Linked DNA regions of Homo sapiens: regions 2 and 3 are each linked to region 1. A link is a loop called in an ENCODE intact Hi-C map of the cell type or tissue named here. Cell type or tissue: heart left ventricle. All regions are shown on one strand. Region 1 overlaps AOPEP (aminopeptidase O (putative)). Region 2 overlaps AOPEP (aminopeptidase O (putative)). Region 3 overlaps AOPEP (aminopeptidase O (putative)).

Region 1 (5,000 bases):
AGCTATAATAACTGAACATCACAGAGTGAGCCCTAATGTAAATTTGACTTTAGTGAATAATAATGTATCAATATTGGTTCCTCAGTTATAATAAATATACTAATGCAATATGTTAAATATGGGGAAGCTGGTGAGTGGGTACAAATATGGGAACTCTGCTTTCTGCTCAGTTTTTCTATAAACTTAAAACTGCTCTAAGAATCACTCTAAAGGAAATAAACAGAATGTTATTAGAAAGTATAGTGGAGTGACATAATTTGGACTGGGGAGTAAGGAAAGACCTTTCTGCAAAAGCGCTGCTTAAACCCAGAACTAGAGGATAAGTGGGCTACCACGCAAAGAAGAGATGGAAAAGCATTCTCAGTGAAGCAAAGTGGTATCATTTGAATTACCTTTGGACGTACCATTCTGGCTTCTCTGTGGAGGATGGATTCTGGGATGGCAATTGGGAGGAGAGTTGGGGGACAAAGGACAAACGAGACAAGAGGCAATTAGGATGGGTCACAGCTTTTGCTTCCTACTTAGCAAAATCCTAGAAGAGCAGAGTGACAGTAGGCTGTTTCCTTTGTTCAGCTCATGCCGGAAACCGTTAGGTTATCCATGATCTGGGTGCTAGGAAGAAAGGAGACTGTGTCAGTAGCAGAGCAAGACAGGGTTTCCAGGTCTCAGTTTCTAAGATCTTTCCAGTGGTTCAATGGGATTTATAGAATTAAGAATGTGTGTGTGTGTGTGTGTGTGTGCGCGCGCGCGCGCGTGTGTGACTGCAACCAGTTAAAAACTGCAAAGGGAAAAAACTTTTCAAATAACTAGTACCCAGCTGTTAACAACAGCTTTCATATAAGTCTGTAAGATTTAATTTGCAATAGTTGTCTTTATTCCTGTTACTGGACTATTGGAATTTATTTTGGATTTTGTTTCTTCCAAGACTGTATGTTGAAAAACTGTATTTAAGCAGAGCACTGTTTTAGTACATCAATATTGAATGGCTCATATCACAGTTTCTGGGGATCGTGAACTCCCAAGGAAAAAAATTCTAGTGGGTAAAAGGAAGTGCCTGCCAAGATAGATTTCTATTGATTGTGGAACTCTTATTAGCAGCATAAAAGGTTGAAGAGTTTAAAGTTCTCTTTCCCTTTAAAATTAAGCAGCTCAGAATAATCCACTTCACCATTTATAATTATTTACCTGCCTATGTGCAAGATTTCCAAACCATTAACTATTTATATATATTTCCTTTACAGTAAAAAATTGTATATGATGGCTGTACAGTCTATACTAAAAGATATAATAACACATTGAAAAATCTCTAGCAAATGAGCACACATTTCGTAGCACTTAGCTATTATAATAATGACGCAAAATGGTTAACACGTCTATTTATATTGCTCTCTAGATTTCAACTTTTTTGTATTCCTGGAAACAGTAAGAATCCCTCATTTGAGCAGACTTGTTGTTTGTTTTAGGAAATAGACATACATCATCCGTGTAATTTTAAGTAGTCCAGTTATGAATATGGAATGAAGGGATAAATTCCTGATGTCTCCATTAAGCTCCTCTGTGTAAAATACTCCATGGCAAAGTTGCTGCTATTTAAAGTAGTGAGTTTGATCTTGGCTTTGATCTAAACCTTTTGATCTTGAAAGAAGGATGGAGTAGCAATAAAGAGAGGGCAAGACAGATTTTCTTTAAAGAAATGTGATAAAGTTAAAGGGATGGTCAAGACCCAGCAAGCAACAGGACAACCCGACTCTCCGCCCCGGCCCGCCCTCACCGGCAGGCGGGTTCCAGCAACTGCTGATGCGGATGAGAAGGCCTTTGGCGGGTGGAGGAAAATCTTGGGGTATCGCACATTTTTATAAAGTAAGTGTAAACTTTCTCCCTAATTATGAAAACAGATTGACCCCTTCTTTTTAAATTCTACCCAGTGGTTCTGGGGGTCCACGGCAGTCTGAGGGCTGCGGGTCCACACTCGCGGGAGCGCGGGGCTGGGTTTCTCTGCGCCCTGGCCTCGCCCCCCGGGAGGTCACCTGCCGCTGCCCGGAGCCCCGAGGGGCCACTGGGAAACGTCTACTCGAGGGCGTAGAACCCGGTCCCGGAGAAAACTCCACTAGGAAAGTTACTTTCCCTGCGCGAAAGCCACCGGGACCAGGTTTCCGACTCCAGGAGCGCGCTACGCTGGCTACGGGCGGGGTTCCTTCCCCGCCACCGCTCCCTCCAGCCTGCGGCGGGCGGCGCGGGCCCCTCTCGCTGCCGGGAAGCCGCTCGCAGGGCGCGGAGCCGGGGGAGGGGTGGCGGGGGCAAGGTGCGCGGGGGCGCGGGGCGGCCGGAGCCCGGGGAGGGGTGGCGGGGGCAAGGTGCGCGGGGGCGCGGGGCGGCCGGAGCCCGGGAGCGGGAGCACGCCGTTCGTGGGGAGAACAATACAATGCCGGCGCGGGCGGGAGGGCGACCTGCGGGAGGCGGCGCGGCCGCTATACCTTTAAGGCAGGCCCCGCCCCCGCTCGGTGCCCGCCCGCCCGCCCGCGCCGCCGCCCAGGCCCCGCGCCCGCCGCCCGCGCCGCGCCTGAGGTGATGCGGACCCCGGGCGGGCGCAGGGCGCGGGCTCCGGCGCCGCCGCTGCGTCCTCCCCGGCCGCGGGCGAGGTACGGGGCGGGCACGCCGAGTTAGCGGGCGCGGGGCAGGGAGGCCGGGGCCGCTCCCGCGGTAAACTTGACTGTGTCCTCTTCCCCCGCAGCCGCTGCAGAGGGAGCGTCGCGCCGGGGCGGAGTGCGGGCTTGCGCGGCAAGTGCGCGCCGAGGTGAGTGCGGGCGGCGCGGTCCCTGCGCCCCGGTGGCGCCGGCGCGAGACCGCGGCTGGCGAGAGGCCCTGGCTCTGCGCTGCGGCGCGCGGGTGCGGGGACTACCCGCCAGGCTCCGGCTCGGGCGCGGGGAGCGGCCGTGACGAAGGTCGCGGCCCCTGCGGTGAGGCGCCCGGCGAGTTCCGCGGGCGGGCGCGGGTGGCCTCCCGAGGTGCGGGGAAGACCAGGTCGCGAGGCCGGGGGTCTCTGCTTTCTCGCGCTGGGGGATGGCCGTCAGGACCCTGTCGCCTTCTTTGAAATGCTGTGGTTTTTGAACCTCAGGTCACGAAATGGATTGGAGTGAACCGGAGACCCCGAAAACGGAAGCGCAGGGAGAAGGAAGAGGTGTTTGAAAAGGTAGGGGTTCCCGAGACGGTACTCGGTGCAGGTCTTGGTAAATCCGCTTCTGCCCCGTGAGGACCTGGTCATGACAATAGAGTAGTGTTTAATTTAAAAAGTTTTTGTTATAATAAACCATAGATTTAATATATGGGGAAATTCTACAGAAATATTGGTCGATAAGGCTAATGATCATTTATATAGTCTCATTAGGAGAGAGTAGCCCATGAAATTTGTTTCATGCTCATTAAATACAGCAATCGGACTTAAGTGGGTTCCATTATTATTTTAGATCAGCAGTGTTTATTATCTCAGTGTTAAGGTACCTCTGAAAAATGAAAAGTGTTCCGAATAAATCGCCCACAGTATTAGGTTTCCATGCTGTACTTTCTCTCACCTAGACTTTAAATTGGAGTCATCTAAGAAATAGAGAGAGAAGAAGAAAGAAGTGGATTACTTTTAAAACACTAGGAGGAATTTTATTTACTGTAAAGCAGATGAGAAATTTGTTTGCCCAAGTTTAGAATTTCAGTATGTTACTTTGCAGAAGTTTGGACTGCCTGTCTTTTGATTTTGTATTAAAACTTGATTTGTCATTGTAATATCATGAAATAAGGTAAGTAGCCCGTTGTTTTCTAAGTGACTTGCGGAAAACTCGTAAAAGTGAATAATTTTTTGACAAATATTACAGCAGATAGGTTTTTTTGTTGCTTTTGCTTAATTACATTTCACTGTTTTTTGATTCTTGATACCAGCAAGGGATTAAAATAGCGGTGTGTTTTTCTGCTGCTAGAATGTATGATGAATCACTCTTGATTCTGAAGCCAAATTCTTGCTGATAGCATTGCTGCCAATTTCTGTGCTATGTTGCCTTAGTATGGGCATTGCAGCGTCCGAGAATGTGCACAAAGCACATCAGAATAAAGGTGATCCCAGAGCTGCAGAGTGCACGTCAGGATACCAGAGGGCAGCTTCTGAGAGAGCTGGAAAAGGAACCAGCCTGCGAATATAGTTGTTTGTAGCTGGACTTTCAGTGTGCATGAAAAGGGGGACCCCACCCCTTTTCTTTTTCCACAGAGGGTCATATATGTCACTTCAGTTGAAGAATAATAGAAAAAGTTGTGATTTGGAACAGACTTGAGTTTTCTGACCATACCTCAGCATGGTATGGTAAGTTGTGTTTAATGGTTTAGGTGTTTTTTTAAATGTTTGTGAGGTGATGAATGAGATCATAAAATACCCAAAGAAGGAAAAGAATTATGGCTTGCTTGGTATTTTTTAAAAAATGTGTCGTTGCTGTTAATTTTTTTTTTTTTTTTTTGAGACGGAGTCTTGCTCTGTCACCCAGGCTGGAGTGCAGTGGCGTGATCTCGGCTCATTGAAGCCTCGGCCTCCCAGGTTCAAGCTATTCTTCTGCCTCAGCCTCCCGAATAGCTGGAACTACAGGCACATGGCACCACACCCTGCTAATTTTTGTATTTTTAGTAGAGACGGGGTTTCACTGTGTTAGCCAGGATGGTCTCGATCTCCTGACTTCGTGATCTGCCCGCCTCGGTGTCCCAAAGTGCTGGGATTACAGGCGTGAGCCACTGCACCCTGCCAGCTGTTAATTTTTAAGCCAAAAATAAGATTACCAAAATGCACAATGTGCTGTAGAAAGGAAGGGGAAGCCATTATCTTTGTGGATTACTAGATGTTGTCACTACCAAAATCTAACCTAGAAGTAACCGTATTTGTGACACCCATGACCTGACTACTGGGTCTCCTGAGAATCGGGGTGGGGAGAAAGTGGGGGGGGGACTGATTATTTTACCTTGCAGGAGAATGA
Region 2 (5,000 bases), 120 kb before region 1:
TTGGAACATATACCTCACCAATTTTTTTTATAATTTGGATCATTTTGTGTGTTCCATGATGAGTTGTGGAGTGCAGGCCTTTTAACAACGGAAGCTTTAAAGACTCAGGAAGGACCAAGTGGTTGTCAGGCCCTTTGTGAATCCACGCTTAACATTGAATTTACATTTTTTTAGATACCAACTTTGTTTTTCCAAATTAAATGCATTGCACTGTTTATTAAATAGATCACCGTATGGGAGTTGATTTGGATCAGTCTTATGGAGTTCATTCAGATTGCATATTCTCACAGTGTCAGCACTAGCTGATTTAACATGCACATCGGCTAGGGCATTCCTTTGATATTCAGATTCAGTTTTACAGGTATCATCTTCAATCTTAATCATAACGATCTGTGATGATAACAGTGTTAACAGGATAGCTGAAAGGAGTTCATCTAACTGGAGTCCCAATAGAAGTGAGAAACCCCTATTGTTTATTTTTTAATAATGTAATTTTTATTATGCATATTTGTCTTTTTTTTTCTTTTTCTTTTTCTTTTTTTCTTTTCTTTTTTTTTTTTTAGACAGGGTCTCTCTCTGTTGCCCAGGCTGGAGTGCCATGGCGTGACCATGGCTCACTGCAGCGTCGACCTCCCAGGCTCAACCCATCCTCCCACCTCAGCCCCCAGAGTAGCTGGGACTACAGGCGCAAGTCACCATGCCAAGATAATTTGTAGAGAAGGGGTTTTGCCATGTTGCCCAGGCTGGTTTTGAACTTCTGGGCTCAAGCAGTCTGCCTGCCTTGGCATCCCAAAGTGTTGGGATTACAGGCATGAGCCATCGCACCTGGTCCCATTGTTTCCATAATGTGCCAAAATTGTGTACTACTCTAAAAGCATATCTGCTATCTTTTTAAATATTTACTGACGTGTCCTTAACTATATGACAAGCTTGGGTGGGAGCAAAAAGCTCTGCCAGCTGAGCGGACTTAAATTGAGGAAGAGTTCCCTTCTCTATTAACTCATTTTGGGCAGTAACAACATACCCTGCCTGATATTTTCCTTCTGAGACTTTGGCATAGGACCCACGAACAAAAAGTATCAACTCAGGATTATCCAATGGAGCATCTCATAAATCAACACAAGGGGCTACTAGTTTGGATACTACACCTACACAATTGTGATCTTTACCACAGTCAGTCAGAGGTAATGGAGTAGCAGGGTTAAGTAGGTTTTAGATGGAGTAGCATTTTAGATGGAGGTCAGAAGGAGGCAGGAGAAAATTTCATAAGATCATAAGATGTTAGTTTTCTTGCTGAAAAATGCTGAGCTTGGTTGGAATTTAATAGACTTTCCACAGCATGTGGAATTTGCAAATTAAGTTCATTCCCTAAAACCAGCTCAGATGAAACTTGTAGCAACTTGGTGGCTGCTGCTGCTTCTATTTTTTTTTTTTTTTTAAGACACAGGATCTGTCTTAGGCTTCCTTTAGTGGTGAAACAGTGTGGCCTAATGGGAGGAGGCTTATTGGTAGACTAACAGAGAAGCAGACAACTCTTTTCCAGTGTCCTGCTTATTTGCAAGGAAGGCAGACATCTCGGGGAAAAGAATTTCTTGTTCTAGGATCTATCTCTTGGTTGTGATTTAAAATAAAAAAGAAGGTTCCTTTGGTCTCAGCCCCTGTAACTGTTGTAATTGGTGAGACATAAGCTTGGTAGTCTTTTGGGTTTTTTCTTGCTCCAGAGTCCTCTCAAAATGTTCAGCTAAGGCCACCAATTCAGTCATGTCTGTAACTTCCCATCCAGGTTTATGTTTTTTTAATTAAACTGCTAAGTTTGGGACAGAGTCCATTTATAAATAGAGTAGTTGATGCAGTTCCTGCAGGAAATATTCCTTGCTGTTATTTTGAGCCCCAAATGCTTCACAAGCAGTGTTTCTAAGTGAGTTCTGTCGTCCGAAACTTCTTTTGTCTGTATGGTGGACCAGTCAATTTTTTTGTGTGGAAAAATCTTAGGAATTGAATCTAAAATGATTTTGGCAATGTTTCTAGCTTATTTCAGCCATTCCTGTGAGGGGGTTTTGGAGGGGTCTTTAATACCCTCCTCAGGTTGGCTCCATTCTGCAGCTGTCACTCATTTTCAAGCTTCCACAGGTCCCAGTATCATGTGAATAAACTGGTAAAGGTCAGGGAGTCCTGGATTGTAAGCTCTTATGAGTAAATTTTTGAGGACTTCCCCTTGGGCTAGGGAGTCCTTTACTATGGCTCTAAGCTCAGCTTTAGAACATGGAGTGAAGGTGGTTATGGCGGGAAGGCCTGGCTGATCACAAGCTCTTACTTTGTAAGACATCTGTCCAACTTCTCTTTTTTCGTCATCTTTAAAGGGTGAAAGGGTAATTTGACTAGAAGATTAGTGGAGCAAATTATTTAGGTAGAGATGGGTAAAGAGAGGAAACAGGGTTATTTCAGAGTACAGTCCTCTTTCGTCATGTTCTTAGTCTGTTGTTTAAAATGTTTGCTTGCTTTTTGCAAAGAATCATTTAAGGAGGCAATTTTTAATTTGTTTAGCCTTTTAGATGCCTTGCATACCAATTAAAGAACACATCTCATTGTTTTGTGGGGTTTTTAAAATCCCCTTTTTTCTAATACGCCTCCCAACTAAACAATCTTATCCAAAATAAAACTTAACTATTGGCTGGGTGGGGTGGCTCACGCCTGTAATCCCAGCACTTTGGGAGGCCAAGGCAGGTGGATCACTTGAGGTCAGGAGTTCAAGACCAGCCTGGCTAGTATGTTGAAACCCAGTCTCTACTAAAAATACAAAAATTAGCTGGATGTGGTGGTGGGAGCCTGTAATCCCAGCTCCTGGGGAGGCTGAGGCAGGAGAATCTCTTGAACGCAGAAGGCGGAAGTTGCAGTGAGCCAAGATTGTGCCATTGCATTCCAGCCTGGGCGTCGCGAGACTCCGTCTCAAAAAAACAAAGCAAAACAAAAAACAGAAAATAAAAACCAAACTTCCCTATTGTGGTCATCTTAATTCTAAGTTGTCTCCAGAAAGGTTAACCCGTTTTTCCAAAAATACGTACATTGTGGACCCATAATTTTTACGGATAAATTTAGCTGGAGTCTCAGAAGCTACAGTCTCTGATTCTTTGGATTGATATGAACACATTATCAAAAAGTTACTTATCTGAAGTCTGGGGCTTCTAAATTCAATCTGATGCTATACCCAGTGCAGTATAAATACTGCTTACATCAACTCAGGGAGCTGAGAACACAAGTCAGTGGAGCTTGGGATTTGAGAGAAAACTCACCCACAAACCTCCAGTTACAAACAAGAGAGCGCACACAATTGGCTCTGCAGGTGCCCCGCTTCGTTGCCTGCTGTTCCAAGGAGTCACTGGAATTGTACTTCACTCTTCACTTCTACTCCAGATCTGATGAAAGAAAAACTTTAGACACATTTAACAGAGTTTAATTGAGCAAGGAAAAAAATGATTTGCAAATCGAACAGCCTTCAGAATCAAAACAGATTCAGAGAAACTTTGGGGCTACCACATGAGCAGATAAGATTTATGGACCAAAAAAAGAAAAAGGAAAATGAGGTACATAAACAGCTGGACTGGTTCCAGCTTGACTTTGCCAGTATGTTAAGGGAGTTTGAACAGTTGGCTGCCTGTCAATGGTTGAAGTGTGGCTAGAGTGATGGGCTGAGGCTCAGCTTTTGTTACAGAAGAAACTCCTCAGGTTTTCAGTTTGTTACACACTAAGTTAAGTTACAATTCAGACTGAAGAACTCAAGGAAGCAAGTATTAATACCAAGGCTTTCTCAGAACAAATTTTAGTTGGATTTAACAGTATAGATCATGATGTATTAGAGTAATAAAGTTCTAAGAATAAGTACCTCTAAGTATCAGAAAAATATATTTCTCTCATCTAACATAAGTTTATTCTTATGAGACAGTTTCAGTTGATGGCAGAGGATGTTAGTTTAAAATGTTAAACATAAGTTGAGGGTTGACCTAGAGATCTGAGAAATTGTATCTGACATACTGAAGACCATGTGAAGAGGATGAGCCAGGAGACCACACAGAATGGTGGGTATTGTGGGACCTCCATCCCCGTCAATATTCTGAAAACTGGGACCCAGAGCAAACTTCTGGCCACCCCTTGATCCATCAGGACTAGACCCCAAGATAGAGTTTCCTCATGGGTTGCTTCTACCTTGACATTTCACGAGGGGCATCCCTGCTTCATGCGCACCTGCCTTGGAAGGCAGAGAGCTGCTTGGACCTGCCCTCTGGGTGTCTGTCCTCATCAGCACAAAGAAGCCCCAATCCGAAGCCTTTGCCCTCCTGATTCTGAGACAGATGGCGAGAAGAAGAAACCATTAAATTCCTTCTAATAGCCCTGTTTACTTTTTCCTTTGTCTCAGATTGTTCCTTGATATCAGTGGGTACAATTGTTAACAAAAAACAATTAAGGGTGCTTACGTGAGACTTTGAAATTCAAACCCAAGATAGCTATTCTACCAGCTAAGGAATGAGTTTGTACGGAATTGGCCTGTGGTACCTCAGTGAGACTAGGAAAGTTGAAAATGAGATGCTGTTAGCCAGTAAGGATGTTCTGACCAAATAGACATTAAGGCTAACTTGGCATAATCACAAACATGAAACACTACCACCAGGAAAGACTTGGGATATAAAGAGGCTGTACAGCACAGTGCACAGGCTCTGGAGCAGGACCGCAGGGTGCCAACCCCAGACCCCCAGACCTGCTACGAGTTAACTGTGTGATAGAAGTTACGTAACCTCCCCAAACTTCAGTTTCGTCATCCAAAAAGTGGGGATGATATTACTACCATACCTATCTCACAGCGTTGTTAAGATGAAGCGAGTAAATGCATGTATAGCTCTTAAATCAGGCACTGGCCGGGCGCGGTGGCTCACGCCTGTAATCCCAGCACTTTGGGAGGCCGAGGCGGGCGGATCACGAGGTCAGGAGATCGAGACCATCCTGGCCAA
Region 3 (5,000 bases), 74 kb after region 1:
TGCTGATCAGTCTCCATTTGATTGGGTCTAAAATGAAACAGTTACATTTTTCTCCCATCCCTATCCCCAGCTGGACTTTGTCCAGTCTCCTAGGGAGCCAAGCCCTTATCATAATTTCAGATTTAAAGTTCAGATCTCCAGTGCAGGTACCTTGTGGCTGGGGAAGGGTCTGATCAGGTTCTTCTCCTGCCACCTTCCAGGCCTGGGGAGGAGAGGGGGAGGGGACACTATCTCTTGGTAGGTCCCTCTGACCCTCACAGCTGCTCCCCTGCAGACGGCCCTCTGTGTCCTTTGTGGCAGGCAGCCACAGCTGGCTGTCCCCAGGAGCCCAGGTTATGTGTTTCTCCTGCCAGCATCTGCTTTCCTAGGCACGGGACAGCACAGTGCTGTGGCTCTGGGGGAGCCTGGGCCAGCCTCCAGCACTGCCCCGGCTCCCAGACAGGGTGGGAGCAGAAAGGCAGCCAGGAAGTGTGGCTTTCACCTCTGAAAAGCAAACTCCTTCCTAATCGTGCAGAGAAGACAACTGCCCGGGTCCACAGGGAGGCCGGTCGCCCCGCCAGGATGCTGCGGGGTGGCTGGCGACCAGAAGAGACAGTGAGGAGTGCCCACTGGTGCCAGGCACCGTCCTGGGAGCATGCGCTGTCCCTGTTTATTTTTATTCTGACTGAGGAAATTACAGAAAGACACGTTGACCACCCTCGTTAATAAATTAAGAAATAAGAGCAGACCTCTAGACTGGACAGCTGTCCTCTGGTGGCATGCTGTGGAACTCTGTGGCCCCACCTCTCTGGCCCGTAGGGCTTCCCTGCTTTCTCAGCTGCGGAGGAACTTGATGCAGGAGGGCAGAGCATCTTTCACGACCTTGAAGCCCCTCGGTGGTCTGGAGACAGATATTCTGTCAGGGCTCCTTTGGAAATACTGCTGGGCTTAAGTGAGACTGATGTCATCCCCACTCCCTGTGGTGACGAATGGCATGCGAATTGTGGGTCCTTGAGAGTTTGGGGGATAAAAATAAGGATTTTCTTTGTTTCTCAAAGGAACGAAGAAAAGTGAAGACTGCGCGTGAGCAGGAACTATCTGGCCTGCCCAGCCTCCCGCAGCATTTCTGTGATGTCTTCTCAGCATCCTGTCGCCGAAATATTGACATACACTTAGCTCTTTATAATGAAAAGACTTGTTTTTATCTTCTCTTGATGGGGTGGGAAAGGGAGTGGGGGTGGGAGACTGGGCTTGGTCTGTCCTTCCTGGATGCTGTTAGCCTCCAGGGGTCAGAAGCCTGGGTCTCTTATTAATCTTGACAGTAAACTATTTCTAACAGTAAGAAACGTGGAAATACTGACTTCAGATCCGTGGTGAAAGAGCCTCTTCCACCCGCCATCTGGACCTGCACCAGCTGTGGGCTGCCGCTGCCTCCGGCCGCCACCGAGGGCCTTGTTCTACTAGGAAATAAGCCCCAGTTTATGCTTCGTTGTTTCTGTGTGTGTAAATAAGATGAAGGAAAGCACAGAAAGAAAAGGAGAGGCGAAACCCTCCATTCTCACAATCAAATCTAAATTGTATAATGTCCTCCAAGTTTTAGAGTGACAGCAGTCATTGCCAAAAGTGTGGTGTGGTCAGATCAGACAAGCGTTGGTTGTTAGAACACTTTAAAGAACACTTAGAAACCGACAGGTCTCACGCACGGGACCCTCCCTAAAAGCTGGCACACGTAGGGTTTCTTTTGTGCAGTTAAGAAAATAGGCTCTTTCCCTAAGTCTCAGAGCAGCAGCTCCTGTCCCCAGCTGTCGCTCCCATCCATATGTGGCCATCTCGCCAGACCACACCAGCTTGCCTGCAAGGCCCTTCAGCCTTGGGGAGCTGGTGCCCATCTTCACAAAGCTCGCAGCAGATGACACCTCTGCTGGTGTGTGGACCTGGCAGTTTGGTGGCACATTTAGGTGGCTGTGAGTTGGAAGAGAGATGAGGGACGGAGGCGTCCAGCGGGCAGTTTGGGTTCTCCACAGCTGGGCGCAGTTTCTTCTAGCGGCTTCCTCTGGCATGGGATGGTGAGCTAACTTCTTTGAGCTCTGGTCACTTGTTCTTTCTGTTGGGGAGGTGGAGGGACTCTTTCTTGTATAGTGTGTCGTTAATTTCTGTTGGCTGTACAGGAAAGCACATTTTGTTGAAGGTGGAAAGATTTTGCCGTCCCAGCCTCCTTCCCTTTTGCTCTGAGGGCAGAGGCTATCAGCCCCTCCCAGAGGCATGCCACTTCAGCACTTCAAAGGGCCTGGCTGCCTGCGAGCCCAGGGCCGCCCAGTGGAATTCCTGAGTTAACACCCGTTCTCAGAGGGCACTGTGGCCTGGGGGAAGGATTCTTTCCAAAAGATTGGTTTCTCTCCTTCAATCTTAACTGTTTGCATGTAAACCTATTTAGAGTAGATTAAAGGAGAGATCTGGCTAGGTCAGTGGATAATGATGTCATTTACAGGGGCCCTCGCCAAAATGTTGACATTGCTTACATTTAATTATTGCTGCAAATATATTACTATAGAGTATCTCCCTCTTTCACAGTCAGTAAAAACAAGGGGTGATAGAAGGAGGCTCTTCTAAAATGCACATAATCACTTCTATGTATGGCTGATGTTGGTTCAGTGATGGAGTATAAAATGGTTGACGTGGTATAACTGAGAGTGCTTTGATGCAGTAGAAAAAGGCAGGGGACTGGATTCTGAAAAACAAGTGGTAGGTGAATCTTCTTGTAGAGCATGTGCCTGCAGCACCGAGCAATGCCGCCTGCTCCGGGATGTGGGGAATACCTTGCGCAGGTGGTTCTGCCTGTGTCCAGAGGGCGGCCAGGGCTGGCATCGGACTCTTCCACTGTGTCCGGAGATTTGAAGAGGGTGGGAGTGGGGGTTCCTTCCGAATTCCTGCAGGTGAACGTTTAATAAAGTGTATCTTTTAAAAGAACAGCATCCACCTTTAGCTTGTCTGTTTTCAATGTTGTGCAAACCTACACACCTGTGGATACACAGCAGGAACTATCCACTTCAGGGGTGTCCTGGGCTTACTCCTTCCCCAGACTCTCAGAAGGGTGCTTTGCCTCTTTCGGGGAATTAGAGAGCAGTGTCTCCGCCTCTTACTGTGTTTGTTACAAATCAGCAGCACTGAGTCAAATCTGCTGCAGGAACTTAAGGAGTGGTGATTTGAAAGGGAACCCTCACTCACAGCACCCTGAGGAAGGAGCACCAGCAGCCTGGTCGGAATGTGCATTGAATTTCCCGTTATGCTTTGCGTTTAGTATCTGTCATCTTGCAAAATCATGTTTAAAACAGTGAAACACCCAACAGAAACACCTGCTTTTCTCTCTAAAGTTGACCAACAGCCCTAATTAGCACTGTGGTTTCTTTCTTTAAAAAGTAAACTTACTGCACGGTGGCTGACGCCTGTAATCCCAGCACTTTGAGAGGCTGGGGCGGGCGGATCACGAGGTGAGGAGATCGAGACCAGCCTGGCCAACATAGTGAAACCCCGTCTCTACAAAAATTAGTGGGGCATGATGGCAGGTGCCTGTAATCCCAGCTACTTGGGAGGCTGAGGCAGGAGAATTGCTTGAACCCGGGAGGCAGAGGTTGCAGTGAGCCAGATCGTGCCACTGCACTCCAGCCTGGGTGACAGAGCGAGTCTCTGTCTCAAAGAAAATAAAAAGTAAAAAAAATATACTAAAAGAAAATGTAAAACTAAGTGTGTCAACAATGCCAGCCCATTTGAGAGCACAGCTTTCCGGAATACAGAGGCTGCCTGTCACTGGGCCCGGTGGGCTGGGATGCCTGCCTGCTTGTCGCTCACTGGGCTCTCTCTTGTTCCTCCAGGTTCGCCATCGGTGGTGTGAACTCATTGTTAAGCACAAGTTCACGAAAGCCTACAAAAGTGTGGAGAGGTTCCTTCAGGAGGATCAGGTAGGTGTCATCTTTCAGCAGATGGGGATTCTGTAAAGGCTGTCCCTGCACTTCACACAGGAATCCACGTTCTCAGTATCTCTTTCATAACAAATAATTAAATCTGTTACAGAGATTCTTAAGGACTGGTGGGATCTTGCCTAACACTGATTTTTCTGAGCTGCTTTTTTCCTCTCTCAATGTCTTTGAAGGATTGAGTTGAGCACCTTCAATGCCGCCTTGTGGCCCACACGTCATCCGATGCTGCGTGCTCACACTTCACGGCATCTCCAGCACCTGCTAGGCCATGCGTGTCCCTTGGTGACGCCGTGGGGTAGATCCCTGATTTCAGTGGCCCTCATTTAAAGTACACGTGCAAGTCAGACTGGGAGAGCCCCGACGGGACAGTCTCGGTCTGTACCTGCACCTGCCGTGCTGTGCTAGGCGGGTTTCCTTCCTGTGAGAGCTTTTCTCACTGTTCACCAGGGACAGCAGTCACCTTCCTAGGAGTTCACAGGCAGTGCGCATGTGGGAGCGGATCTGGGGAGACCTTCATTGGCCGCCTCTGATGTCCGCAGTGTGTCAGGTCACCAACAGGTGTGTCCTGTAACACGTCACAGCCTCCCACGCCTTCCCCATTTCCCCACTCTCCACCCCCTCTGCCTCTGAATGAGTGGCCTGTCAAGCACTGTGGGTAACAGCATGGAGCTGCCTTCCAGCTGGGGTGGAGAGTGGGAGTGAGGCAAACAAAAGGACTTTTGATAGGGTCTCAGTGTGGGGGACAGCCAGCCAGTGAGGCCTGAGGCCTCATTATTCCTACAAAGAAAAGTACATGCCTTTGTACCAGAAGAAATGTCACATTTGCACAGCAGAGCAAGAGGTATCTGGAAAAACATACAGGAGTATAAGAAGGACAAAATTTAAGAGCAACTTTATGGTCTGTTCTAAAGACCAGAATTCACTGCAGTATATTTAGAATTGTGATCTTTGACAAATAAGGATCACCATGTCTGGACTTTTTTGGGAAAGCACTTTTGAACCCTTAACTACGAAGTTTTGCTCTTGCGATGTCTTTGAGACCCTTCT

What was found. Hi-C counts contacts between places; a loop is a spot of excess contacts. Peaks named below come from ENCODE experiments on the same cell type or tissue, not always from the same donor. Only the 100,000 strongest peaks of a DNase experiment are listed, where the experiment ranks them.
Region 2: it touches region 1 in a loop (3-fold over the local background); 22 of 110 quality-filtered maps call a loop at or near these places.
Region 3: it touches region 1 in a loop (2.4-fold over the local background); 18 of 110 quality-filtered maps call a loop at or near these places.

Annotation. Positions count from the first base shown.
Region 1 is chr9:95,002,427-95,007,426 of GRCh38, forward strand. AOPEP (aminopeptidase O (putative)) reads left to right here. Exons shown (of 17, transcript NM_001193329.3): 12 at 2,732-2,794; 13 at 3,116-3,190. Among named protein-coding and RNA genes, the nearest start is that of AOPEP-AS1, 59 kb to the left of the region's middle. RefSeq lists silencers at 2,085-2,334, 2,345-2,534, 2,625-2,914. In heart left ventricle, no CTCF peak of the experiment used is centred here; DNase peaks (open chromatin) are centred at 1,775 and 2,335; H3K4me3 peaks cover 4,056 bases; H3K27ac peaks cover 5,000 bases.
Region 2 is chr9:94,879,825-94,884,824 of GRCh38, forward strand. The region is part of intron 5 of AOPEP (aminopeptidase O (putative)); the gene reads left to right. Among named protein-coding and RNA genes, the nearest start is that of AOPEP-AS1, 63 kb to the right of the region's middle. In heart left ventricle, no CTCF peak of the experiment used is centred here; no DNase peak of the experiment used is centred here; H3K27ac peaks cover 2,036 bases.
Region 3 is chr9:95,076,846-95,081,845 of GRCh38, forward strand. It overlaps AOPEP (aminopeptidase O (putative)), which reads left to right. Exons shown (of 17, transcript NM_001193329.3): 15 at 3,849-3,935. Among named protein-coding and RNA genes, the nearest start is that of MIR23B, 5.9 kb to the right of the region's middle. In heart left ventricle, a CTCF peak has its summit at 2,294; no DNase peak of the experiment used is centred here; H3K4me3 peaks cover 1,356 bases; H3K27ac peaks cover 4,122 bases.